Regions from separate parts of the Homo sapiens genome. Here region 2 is linked to region 1. A link is an interaction called in ENCODE POLR2A ChIA-PET data of the cell type or tissue named here. Cell type or tissue: GM12878. All regions are shown on one strand. Links, peaks and the distances in the headings refer to the core of each region. The heading gives the core; the rest is flanking DNA.

Region 1 (5,000 bases), core at 1-5,000:
AAATAAATTTATTTGTATTCTCACAACAGTAAGTCTGAAGAAAACAACATACCTTATATATTCCAAAGCCAGGATCAATAAGACGGGCACGAGCTGATGTAGATGGCTGATTGGAAGGTCCTACCCTCGGAGCTTTCTTTACTTTAGGTGGACTATTAGAACAGGGTTTAGCCTCAATCTGTGTAGATGTGCCAGGAAGATGATCAGGGTCTGGGCGAACTAGCAGCTGAATTATATCATTCAGTCCAACATCATAATCAAATAAGGTATATCCATTTTCCAACTAGAAAATAAAGAAAGAATAGTGAAATGCTTCTCTAAAATGTATCTTACTACATTTTTAGTTGCTCAAATGTCCTAGCCAAACTTAAAATCCATAGCACTACAGTTTAGAGATTTTAAAACCATTCTTAATACTTAATGGCCTCTGATGTCAGTGTCTTCTCTGGACCCCAATACATTCTCTCTCTCTCTTTTTTTTTTTTTTTGAGACGGTGTCTCACTCTGTCGCCCAGGCTGGAGGGCAGTGGCACGATCTTGGCTCACTGCAAGCGCCTCCTCCCGGGTTCACACCATTCTCCTGCCTCAGCCTCCCTGAAGTAGCTGGGACTACAGGTGCCCGTCATCATGCCCGGCTAATTTTTTTTTGTATTTTTAGTAGAGACGGGGTTTCACCGTGTTTGCCAGGATGGTCTTGATCTCCTGACCTCGTGATCCACCCACCTCGACCTCCCAAAGTGCTGGGATTACAGCGTGAGCACCGCACCCGGCCATAAATTCTTAATAATTACTCCATATTCACTACAGAGAACACTGCTAGCCATTAAAACAAAAAAAATGGGCCGGGCGCGGTGGCTCACGCCTGTAATCTCAGTACTTTGGGAGGCCGAAAAGAGCAGATGACGAGGTCAGGAGTTTGAGACCAGGCTGACCAACATGGTGAAACCCCGTCTCTACTAGAAATACAAAGTATTAGCTGGGCGTGGTGGTACGCACCTGTAATCCCACTACTCAGGAGGCAGAGGCAAGAGAATCTCTTGAACTCCAGAGGTGGAGGTTGCAGTGAGCTGAAATTGCGCCACTGCACTCCAACCTGGGCAACAGAGGGAGACTGTCAAAAAAGAAAAAAAAAAAGGTGGCGGGGGAGGCTGGGCTCCGGGCCTCACATCTGTAATCCCAACATTTTGGGAAGTCAAGGTGGGAGGATCACTTGAGCCCAGGAGCTCCAGACCAGTATGGGTAACCCCATCTCTACAAAAAATAAAAATAAATAAATAAATAAAAAAACGTAGCCGGGTGTGATTGTACATGCCTGTGGTCCCAGCTACTCAGGAGGCTGAGGTGGGAGATCACTTTAGCCCAGGAGGTCATGGCTACAGTAAGCCATGATCATGCTATTGCACTCAAGTCTGGGCAACAGAGTGAGACCCTGTCTCAAAATAAACAAATAAATAAATAAATCCCAAAATGTTTCATTGTGGCTGTGACCTTATGACCTACACAGAAAAACTCTAAACTAGATTTAATTTCTCAAGTTTTATGTTTAATCAGTGCTTGAATCAACTTCAAGAAATGTGAATTTTCAAAGTTGTTTTATGACCTTATTTTTCATAAAGACATTAAGTCATCAGCTCAGTGTTTCACTTTTTTAAAAAACACATTAAGTCAAATATGTTATCTTTCTAAAGCATTATCAGTAGGTTTTTATTTTTTAAGTCAAGCAGAAAAAAAAACAAGAAGGGATAATTCTAATTCTTGCTCATGTTACTCCACTTGCCTGAAGTTCTCTAATTCTATCGATCTGCAATTATCAAGTTTTATCAAGAAGTCTTCCAGGAAGAATAGTGAATAAATTATTTGCAACCCACCCATATTTTGGTAAGGGTTATGGGTTGAAATCCTAATCCATGGTACTTGAGAATGTGACCTTATTTGGAAACAGTCTTTTAAAGAGGTAATCAGAAAATAAATTTAACAAAAGAAATGTAAAACCTACTGTTACGAGCTAAGTTGCGTCCCTGCCAAAATTTTTTTGTTAAAGTCCTAACCCCCAGTACCTCAGAATGTGACTTCATTTTGAGATAGGGTCTTTAGAGAGGTAATTAAGTTAAAACAAAGTCATTAGGGCCCTAATCCAATATGGCTAGTGTCCTCATAATAAGGGGACATTTGGAAAGATGCAGCCGGAAGACAATGTGAAGACACAGGAAAAAGGCAGCCATGTGACTGGAGTGATGTACCTAATATAAGCCAAGAAAGAAAATTTCCGGCAAAGTGTAAAGGGTTCTCCCCCTAGAGCTATCAGAGGACGGCCCTGCTGACACCTTGCTAGACCTCTAGAACTGTGAGACAGTAAATTTCTATTGTTTTAAGCCACCCAGGTTTTGGTACATTAGTACAACAGCCCTAGGAAATTAAGTCTCCATTTTGTTTCTTTATAAAGTTCAGTTGGCAATTTCACTATGATACAGTGAAACAAGAAAACTAAACTCCTTTCAGGCCACAACTATCACTTTCCCAGAAACATAATCAATTTTTAAATTGCTCATTTTCTACTCTTCATATGTATTACTTTTCAACATTCACAACTCTAACACAGTAACATCATATTTGAGAAGTCAACCAAATGGAAATAAAAGTATGTCCTGAATTTAAAACTTTTAATCTACTAGATCAGTAATTTGAACTCAGGTGGTCCAAGAACCCAACAAGCACAATCTCAAACACTACAGGTATTCACATTTGTCAAGTAGAACAAGGGATCAAGAATTTCACAAGTTTCCCAGTCAGGGAATTAAATTATGTACTACCTCACAAGTTACCATGCTTACTCTAAATAAGCCAAAGTAGTATTCCAAGTCAGTAAGCAAGTAAGCCCTGATAAGGATAGGGATGGGAATATTGCTTCCTTGATTTAAAAAAAAAAAAAAAAAAAGGAACATCCTCTAGTCTTGAACTCCCGTGGAGGGAAAAAAACCCCAAAAAACTCAAGGAGCAAACACTGCATTCACACCATCATTTTGACATTCTCCAACACCCCCACAAAAAAACCCAAAACAAAATACCTTACTAATTCTGGAGGAGCTGAAAAAGCGTAACATACAACTGACAAACATTATGACTATTTTTAAATGAAAGTGCTTAAAGATAATTAAAAAAAACTAACAGTATAAAACATGCAAATTAACTAGTAGCATATTTCCAAAAATGAAGATAGCAGTTAAAGTGATAAAACTGCTGGAAATTGAAAGAACATTTTTCCACTTAGGTTTGAGGGACCAGAGTCAGAGTGACGTTGAGGGTATTTCTACAGTCAGCTCCTGGTTAGTTTCTACTAAATGACGGTCAGGAGTAAATACAAACTGTTTCAACTGGTGCTTTTTAAAATTTGATTTGACAGGAAAAAATGTCGTAAGAGCACCATGTCTAAGCATATCACGGCATGAGACCCTATAAGTTACATCCACAGTAACATATAACCACCTTTCCTCATGCTTGCTATGACAGGCTTTTTAAACCCAGATTATCCACTCCTTCGCTAATTCATAGGTACTCCTCCAGTCTTCCTACAATAGTGACCATTTATCTACCGCAATAACAAGTTCCACACAACTTTATTCCACAAAGCTTCACATATTATGAAGAGCTGTGAAGTGTTGAGATGATTTACTTGAAAAGTACCGAAGTTCTTCCACATTTAATGAAAGTGAAGATTGAAAGTTATCTCTGACACTCAAATTAAGCTCTAAGTAGGGAAAAAAGGAAGCGGTCATTTAGAAATCACAAACATCTGTGAGTCAGAAGCATGTAACTTAGGTCCATCAATGTCTCAAAAGCAAATGTTTGAGAACTGCCATACTCGAAGATGGAGATGCAGTATTTACAATACTTAAGAAGCAAAAATGGTTAGGATTTTTTGTCAGACCACTCTTGAAATTTTACTGAGTTGAAAGAAGAAACTCCAGGTAACAAGAGGAACTGCAACAATGATGCAAGGGAATACTAGAAAGCAAATGCCAAGTGGAAGTGGCTGAGAGGGCAGTGGGAAGTCATTCCCAAGCAACTACTGACTAGGGATGCCAGTGAAGGGCAAAACAACTTTCACGTATCCATCACATATTATATATGTGTGTATTATATATGTTATATACATCATATATAATATATACATAGATATTCCTTTAAATAGGCAAGTACTTTTATATTCTGTGTGAAAACCAAGTGGGAGAGGCAACTTTTTTCTTCAACTATAGTTCATGCCCCACATTGTTATCTATTTTAAGACCACCTCTATAGTGGTAAGGAGTGAAAGAATGACGAGAGAGAATCCTTTAAAATAGGAAAAGCTCTGGATTCTCAAAAGATTTAGGCCGGGCGCGGTGGCTCACGCCTGTAATCCCAGCACTTTGGGAGGCCGAGGCGGGCGGATCACGAGGTCAGGAGATCGAGACCACGGTGAAACCCCGTCTCTACTAAAAATACAAAAAATCAGCCGGGCGCAGTGGCGGGCGCCTGTAGTCCCAGCTACTCGGGAGGCTGAGGCAGAATGGCGTGAACCCGGAAGGCGGAGCTTGCAGTGAGCGGAGATCGCGCCACAGCACTCCCGCCTGGGCGACAGAACGAGACTCCGTCTCAAAAAAAAAAAAAAAAAAAAAAAAAGATTTAGAGATCCACCAACATAATCTCTTCCTTAAAAAGACCCAATCCCCCGCGTGCCTCAAACTCAACTTCCCAGATAAGAATGTTCACAGCATGTTATCCTACTCTAACCAAAACTTATAGCCCTGAATTGCAGGTCTCCATTTTGACCCTCAAATGTGGAGTCAAGGCTGGGCACGGTAGCTTACGCCTGTAATCCCAGCACTTTGGGAAGCCGAGGTGGGCGCATCACCTGAGGTCCTGTCCTAGATAGAGACCATCGTGTCCAAAATGGTGAAACCTCGTCTCTACTAAAATACAAAAAATTTGCCGGGAGTGGTGGCGCACGCCTGTAGTCCCAG
Region 2 (7,752 bases), core at 1,016-6,015, 270 kb before region 1:
CGACAATGCAAATTGATAGCTTAGCTTTACAGGTGCGGTCACCCCAGCCCACCAGACAAAAATGTGTACCTGATTGTTCCCCTACCCCATTTTGTCCGTATTATCTTAGGTAAAATGCAGATTCCCCATATTTTTTCCCTGCCTCTTTTGTTTATGTAAAAACTGTGTGCTTCTCAATATCCTGCCCTTTCCCCTTTAAATTTGGAACCCTCAAAATCATCTTCGGAGAAAGCATAGACCTGTCTCCTGTGCGCTTTCTTAACTTTGACAAATACATCTCCTAAAATGATTGAGACTTGTCTCATCATTTTTCTCGACTGACATCTGGTAATCAGGAAGGGATCCTAGATGAAAGTGGCCCAGCCTGCAGCAGTTCGCCTCTTGGTGCTTGGTGTTGGCTTGGACACCTTACAGCCCAAACCGACAAGACAATTTGCCAAAGTCCAGGACCTCTTTCCTCCGAGAATCTCTGATCTTCCAGCATTTTTCAGCTGGGGGTCTGAGGTTTATTTGCTGTTTTTTTTAAAAAAAACAAAACTCCCTTTTTGTGGGAGTTTTTCCATTCGCTTCCACCAAGGAAGGCGAATTCATCTGCTTCTGCATCAGTGGAGAGCGATCTCCGGCTTGGCCCCGTCACTAGGTAAGAAACTGGTTTGGGATTCTGTCTTGCAAATTCTTTTAAATGACTAAAATTAGCATGAACAACCAGCTGGTGTTAACTTCTGCTTACACTTAGGGCGCTCAGAAATAGTTGTGCTTAACTGTTTTGTTTCTGTCTTGGTCAAATCAGAAGGGGAACCCTAAATTACTGGGAACAAGGCCTCTGAAGTGGGAGGAAAACAGCCAACAAGAGGGAAAATATAAGAGAAAAGAAAAGATTTTAAATTTTAACTACTAAAGGGGCTCTATTTACATAACAAGGCCACCTTTTTGCCAGCCAGACCAAACTGAAAGAGCAATGCCTGTATTTCTGAAATAACAGCATTTTGTCTTAGCTGAAATATGGTAATAAGATTTTAAAAAGGCTGGGCACAGTGGCTCACACCTGTAATCCCAGCAGGTGGGGAGGCTGAGGCAAGTGGATCACGAGGTCTGGAGTTCAAGACCAGCCTAACATGGTGAAACCCTGTCACTACGAAAAATAAAAAAATTAGCCGGGCGTGGTGGTGCGTGCCTGTAATCCCAGCTACTCAGGAGGCTGAGGCAGGAGAATTACTTGAACACGGAAGGCAGAGGTTGCAGTAAGCCAAGATCACACCATTGCACTCCAGCCTGGGCGACAGAGAGAGACTCCGTCTCAAAAAAAAAAAGATAAAAAAATTTTTTTAAAAATGAGCTTAATGGTTAAAAGTCAGCTTAATTAAAAAGTTAACATCCAAGATGTGTGTGTGTATGTGTGCATGTGTGCATGTTCGTATTTGAAAGGCCTTTGTGTTTTTGTTTTTTGTTTGTTTTTCTCTCCTGAGACCTTGTCTTTTTTTTGCTTCTCAGTTGACTGAGTTCTGTTTTCACCTGATTTTTTGACTAAAACAGTTATTGTAACAGAAGCTCCTCTTAATTTTTTTTGTTTTTTGTTTTTTTTGAGATGGAGTTTCACTCTTGTCACCCAGGCTGGAGTACGATGGCATGATCTCGGCTCACTGCAACCTCCGCCTCCCAGGTTTAATCGATTCTCCTGCCTCAGCCTCCTGAATAGCTGGGATTACAGGCACCCACCACCATGCCCTGCTAATTTTTGTACTTTTAGTAGAGACGGGATTTCACCATGTTGACCAGGCTGGTCTCGAACTTCTGACCCAAGGTGATCCACCCACCTCGGCCTCCCAAAGTTATGGGATTACAGGCCTGAACCACCACGCTCAGCCTACTCTTGGATTTCTAAGGAACAATGAGACAGAGTCTCACCATGTTGGCCAGGCTGGTCTCGAACTCCTGACCTCATGTGATTGACCCACTCAGCCTCTCAAAGTGCTGGGATTACAGCATGGGCCATCACGCCTGGCCTAAAGTTAAATGATTTTATCTGGAAAAATCTTTCATAAATCTTTGTATTTTGCTATGGAAGCAGAGAGTTGTCACTTGAGTGAATAAATTATTTAGTTACAAAGGCCTAAAAACCAGGATGGTTGGGGTGGGTCATGCCCATAATCCCAGGATTTTGGGAGGCCCAGGTGGGAGGATCGCTTGAGGCCAGGAGTTCAAGACCAGCCTGGGCAACATAGCAAGACTCTGTCTCTGTAAAATCTTTTTAAAAATTGGCCAGACATGGTGACTACCGCCTGTAATCCCAGCAATTTGGGAGGCCGAGGCAGATGGATTACCTGAGGTCAAGAGTTCGAGACCAGCCTGGCTAACATGGTGAAACCCCGTTTCTACTAAAAATACAAAAATTAGCTGGGTGTGGTGGTGCACGCCTGTAGTCCCAGCTACTCAGGAGGCTGAGGCAGGAGAATTGCTTGAACCCAGGAGGCGGAGGTTGCAGTGAGCCAGATCGCACCACTGCATTCCAGCCTGGGTGACAAAGCAAGACTCTGTTTCAAAAATAAATAAATAAAAATAAAAAATAAATAAAAATAGCTAGGCATCGTGGCATGCTTGTAGTCCCAGCCACTCAAGAGGCTGAGGCAGGATTCCCTGAGCCCAACAGCTCAAGGCTGCAGTGAACTATGATTGTGTCACTGCACTCCAGTCTGGGAGACAGAGTGAAATCCTGTCTCTAACAAAAAAAAGAAAGGCCTGAAAACCATTTTTTTTTATTTTGAGACAGATTCTCATTCTGTCACCTAGACCGGTGTGCACTGGTGCGATTTCGGCTCACTGAAACCTCCATCTCCCGGGTTCAAGTGATTCTCATTCCTCAGCCTCCTGAGTAGCTGCAATTACAAATGTGTGTCACCACACCCAGCTAATTTTTGTATTTTTAGTAGAGACGCGGTTTCACCATGTTGCCCAGGCTGGTCTTGAACTCCTGACCTCAAGTGATTCACCTGCTTTGGCGTCCCAAAGTGCTAGGATTACAGGCATGAGACACTGTGCCCAGCCAATAATTAAAAATTTAAAAAAGAACACACACACACACACACAATAAAAAGAGCCTGGAATGTTACAAGTGTATTATAGTTTATTGAAGTAAAAATTACATTTATGACATCATGAACAATTGTCTTATGACACAGTGACAAGGCTTGAAATTTAAAAAAGGAAAAAAGGGAACAATTGTCTGTTTGCCAGTCAACTAAAATACATACTGCTGGCCGGGCATGGTGGCCCATGCCTGTAAGCCCAGCACTGTCAAACCAATGATCTCTTTTTTTGATAAATGATTTATTAATGAATCACATTCTCTAAAATATTCCAAATCAGAAAATGTTGGGTTAAATACTTGTCAAGTTTCACAAGGTGATTAAATATACAATTGTGGGGTCCCACTCAGAACACTGGAGTTAGTATAAAGATTATTTTAAGCTGAAGACATTTGAGATGGAACAGATGCAGAAAGAAGCTTCCTTGGGACTTCCCTTATTTGATTAAAAGTAGAAACTTCTGAGAAATGAGGACGGACATAAATTTCCTGTTTGGGGTGGCTTCTACTCCCAGGGGAGAGACCCAGAATAAACCTACCATAAATCCCCTCTCTGGCAGTTTTATGAACCTGAAAAAGACCACTCACACCTATATAAGAAAGTTTGGTTTGTGATAATGTTTGCATGTCTCCCATTTGTTCTTCTAAAAACACATTTGTCTTTTTTAGAGAAACCTATTTGTCCTTCCTATAGAAGTCCTTTTTGGCTAGGCGCGTTGGCTCAAGCATGTAATCCCAGCACTTTGGAAGGCTGAGGCAGGCAGATCACCTGAGGTCAGGAGTTCAAGACCAGCCTGGCCAATGTGGTGAAACCCTGTCTCTACTAAAAATACAAAAATTAACTGGGCATGGTGGCAGGCACCTGTAATCCCAAGCTTCTTGGGAGACTGAAACAGGAGAATCGCTTGAACCTGGGAGGCAGAGGTTGCGGTGAGCTGAGACTGCGCCACTGCACTCCAGCCTGAGCAACATAGTGAGACCCTGTCTCAAAAAAAAGAAAAAAGTCCAGGCCGGGCACGGTGGTTCATGCCTGTAATCCCAGCACTTTGGGAGGCTGAGGCGGGAGGATCACGAGGGCAAGAGATTGAGACCATCCTGGCCAACATGGTTAAACCCTGTCTCTACTAAAAATACAAAAATTAGCTGACCGTGGTGGTGTGCACCTGTAATCCCAGCTACTCAGGAGGCTGAGGCAGGAGAATTGCTTGAACCTGGGAGGCAGAGGTTGCAGTGAGACAAGATGGCACCACTGTACTCCATCCTGGTGACAGAGTGAGGCTCCGTATCAAAAACAAAAAAAAATTAGCAGGGTGTGGTGGTTCACGCCTGTAGTCCCAGCTACTTGGGGGGCTGAGGTGAGAGGATCACTTGAGCCTGGTCAAGGTTGAGGTTGCAGTGAGCTGTGTTTGTACCACTGCACTCCAACCTGGACAACAAAGTGAGACCCTGTCTCCAAAAACAAAAATGTAGGTAAATACCATCATTTGTGACAAGATGGATGAATCTGGAAAACATTATGCTAAGTGAAATAAGCCAGGTATAGAAAGACAAATACTACATGATCTCACTTATATGTGGAATCCAAACATGTCAAATTCATAGCAGCAGATAGTAGAATGATGGCTACCAGAGGCTGGGGAGAGTGGAGACGAGGAGAATGGGGAATTGTTAATCAAAGGGTGCAAAATTTCAGATAGAAGGCTTTGAGATTTACTGCACAATAGAGTGACTATAATCAATAATGATGTAGTTTTATCTAGCCATCTAAAATGGAGAGATGAATCGTTCTGCCTATACAAACAAGTCAGTTATTAGAGGGTGGTTGAGGTATGCTACTCAGAAGATTTCAGGGTGTCTTCCAGCTGAAATCTCAATGTTCTCAGTATGAAAAACCTGAAATCAGATGCCTATGTAAGGGAAGTGCTATTCACCCAGTAAACCCAAAAAAGCAAATGGAGAATGCTGGCTATTTTGCCTTTCTGACATTTGTTTGGGAATCTGCAGGAACCTCTCCTTTCCCCTCCCCCAATAAGACCATTTAAGTGTGTGTTAAACAACTACAGCATACTAAATAAAAAGTTTGGCCAAAACCAACAACAACAACAAAATAATAATAACGATGTAGTTTCTCTTTTTTTTTTTTTTCTGAGATGGAGTCTCACTCTGTCACCCAGGCTGGAGTGCAGTGGCGTGATCTCGGCTCACTGCAACCTCCCGCCTCCCAGCTTCAAGCGATTCTCCTGCCTCGGCCCCCCCAAGTAGCTGGGATTACAGGCGCCCGCCACCACGCCCGGCTAATTTTTGTATTTTTAGTAGAGAAGGGGTTTCACTATGTTGGCCAGGCTGGTCTAGAACTCCTGACCTCAGATGATCCACCCGCCTTGGCCTCCCAAAGCGCGGGATTGTAGGCATAAGCCATCATGCCCAGCCATAGTTTCTCTTTCAAAATAACTAGAAGAGTAAATTTCAAATATCTCACTATTAAAAATGATGGATCAGCCAGGTGCAGTTGCTCACGCCTGTAGTCCCAGCACTTTAGGAGACTGAGATGGGTGGATAGCTTGAGCCCAGGAGTTCCAGACCAGACTGGGCAACATGGTGAAACTCCATCCCTACAAAAAAAATTAAAAATTAGCCAGGCATGGCGGCACACACCTGTAGTCCCAGCTATGCGGGAGGCTGAGTTGGGAGGATCACTTGAGCCCTGGCAGTTGAGGCTGCACTGAGCTGAGATCACACCACTGCACTCCAGCCTGGGTGACAGAACAAGACCCTGTTTAAAAAAAAAAAAAAAAAAAAGATAAAAAATAATTTTAAAAAGAGAGAGGGGTCCCACTCTGTTGCCCAGGCTGGTCTCAAGTGGTCCTCCTGCCCTAGCCTCCCAAAGTACTAGGATTACAGGCGTGAGCCACCATGCTGGGCTGTGAGACTCCTGTTTTTACAGAAAATTAAAAATTAGCCAGCATGGTGGCATGTACCTGTAGTCCCAGCTATTTGGGAGGTTGAGGTGGGAGGATTGCCCGGGCCCAGGAGGTCAAGGCTGCGGGGAGCTGAGATTGCACAAGTGCACTCCACCCTGGGCAACAAAGCAAGACCCTTCCCAAAACATAAAATAAAAATAAAAATGAAAAATCAACTGGAGTCAGGCAAGGTGGCACATGCTTGTAATCCCAGCACTTTAGGTGGCTGAGGCAGGACGATCCTTTGAGTTTGGGAATTTGAGACCAGCCTGGGCAGCACAGTGAGACCCTGTCTCTACAAAAATAAATTTTAAAAGCTGGCCACGATGGTGCAGGCCTATGGTATCAGCTACTAGGGAGGCTGAGGCGGGAGGACTGCTTGAGCCCAGGAGATCTAGACTGTGGTGAGCCATGCTTGTGCCACTGCAAAGTCAGACCTGGGCAACAAAGTGAGATTCTATCTCAAATAAATAAAATAATTGCTGGCCAGGTGCAGTGGCTCACGCCTGTAATCCCAGCACTTTGGGAGGCCGAGGCAGGTGAATCACCTGAGGTCAGGAGTTCGAGACCAGCCTGGCCAACATGGTGAAACCCCATCTCTACTAAAAATACAAACTTAGCCAGGCCTGGTGGCGCATGCCTGTAATCCCAGCTACCTGGGAGGCTGAGGCAGGAGAATCGCTTGAACCCGAGAGGCGGAGGTTGCAGTCAGCCAAGATCCTGCCACTGCACTCCAGCTTGGGCAATAGAGTGACACTCCGTCTCAAAAATAATAATAATAAGTAAAATAAAATAATAATAATTGCTATTATGTCTGTTGATCCAAAGTCCTGTTTTGGCAGTATTATATGTATTGTGATTAAAACAAAGTGAAAACCATAATTATTTTCTAAGTTGTGTTTCTTTGGGTAGTCAAATGGTCTTGAAATCTGGTGCGTAACAATAAAATCAATAAAAACAGTTCTTGGGATAGAAAATCTCAGGGTTAGTATGTCAGGACATATTTTCAGAAATGAACACTAGATGTCAGCTTTTAGGCAAGCTTTTCTGAGTCACTGACCCATTTTTACCTCCCGACAAAACCCAAGCCAAGTCTTTTCTGAATGTAGAAACTTTCCTCCTCAGGGAACTCCACTTCCGCAGGGCTCTCCCACTGACACCCCTGATAGGGTAACATTTGAGCTATTAAAATTAGCAGGAACTAAACTAGAAAGTGAAGCACCTATGGAGGTTTCTGGGGAGACATTAAATAAAAAACAGAGAAACAAACAAAAAATATAACCTGCAATTCTCTCCCTCTATTGTACTTTACTATCATTTAAAAGAATAAACACAGGCTGGGTGCATTGGCTCATCCTTGTAATCCCAGCAATTTGGGAGGCTGAGGCTAGAGGATCACTTGAAGCCAGGAATTCAAGACCAGGCTGGGCAACATGGCGAGACTCCATCTCTACAAAACGTAGAAGAATTAGGCAGGTGTGGTGTTGTGTGCCTGTAATCCCAGCTACTCGGGAGGCTAAAGCAAGAGAATTGCTTGATCCCAGGAGGCAGAGGTTGCAGTGAGCCAAGATCATGCCACTGCACTCCAGGCTGGGTGACAGAGCAAGAACCTGTCTCAAAATAATAATAATAATAATAATAATAATAAATATATGGCTGTAATCTCAGCACTTTGGGATGCCAAGGCAGGCGGATCATGAGGTCAAGAGA

The links. Peaks named below come from ENCODE experiments on the same cell type or tissue, not always from the same donor. Only the 100,000 strongest peaks of a DNase experiment are listed, where the experiment ranks them.
Region 2: POLR2A ChIA-PET joins it to region 1 with 6 read pairs; 15 of 35 experiments call an interaction of 5 or more read pairs at or near these places.

What each region holds. Positions count from the first base shown.
Region 1 is chr9:6,416,195-6,421,194 of GRCh38, reverse strand. UHRF2 (ubiquitin like with PHD and ring finger domains 2) reads right to left here. Exons shown (of 16, transcript NM_152896.3): 2 at 53-283. Among named protein-coding and RNA genes, the nearest start is that of UHRF2, 5.5 kb to the right of the region's middle. In GM12878, for the core only: no CTCF peak of the experiment used is centred there; DNase peaks (open chromatin) are centred at 2,225, 3,366, 3,514 and 3,758; H3K4me3 peaks cover 2,853 bases; H3K27ac peaks cover 2,036 bases.
Region 2 is chr9:6,685,936-6,693,687 of GRCh38, reverse strand. No RefSeq gene overlaps it. Among named protein-coding and RNA genes, the nearest start is that of LINC02851, 14 kb to the left of the region's middle. RefSeq lists an enhancer at 1,618-2,228. In GM12878, for the core only: no CTCF peak of the experiment used is centred there; a DNase peak (open chromatin) is centred at 3,620; H3K4me3 peaks cover 878 bases; H3K27ac peaks cover 2,397 bases.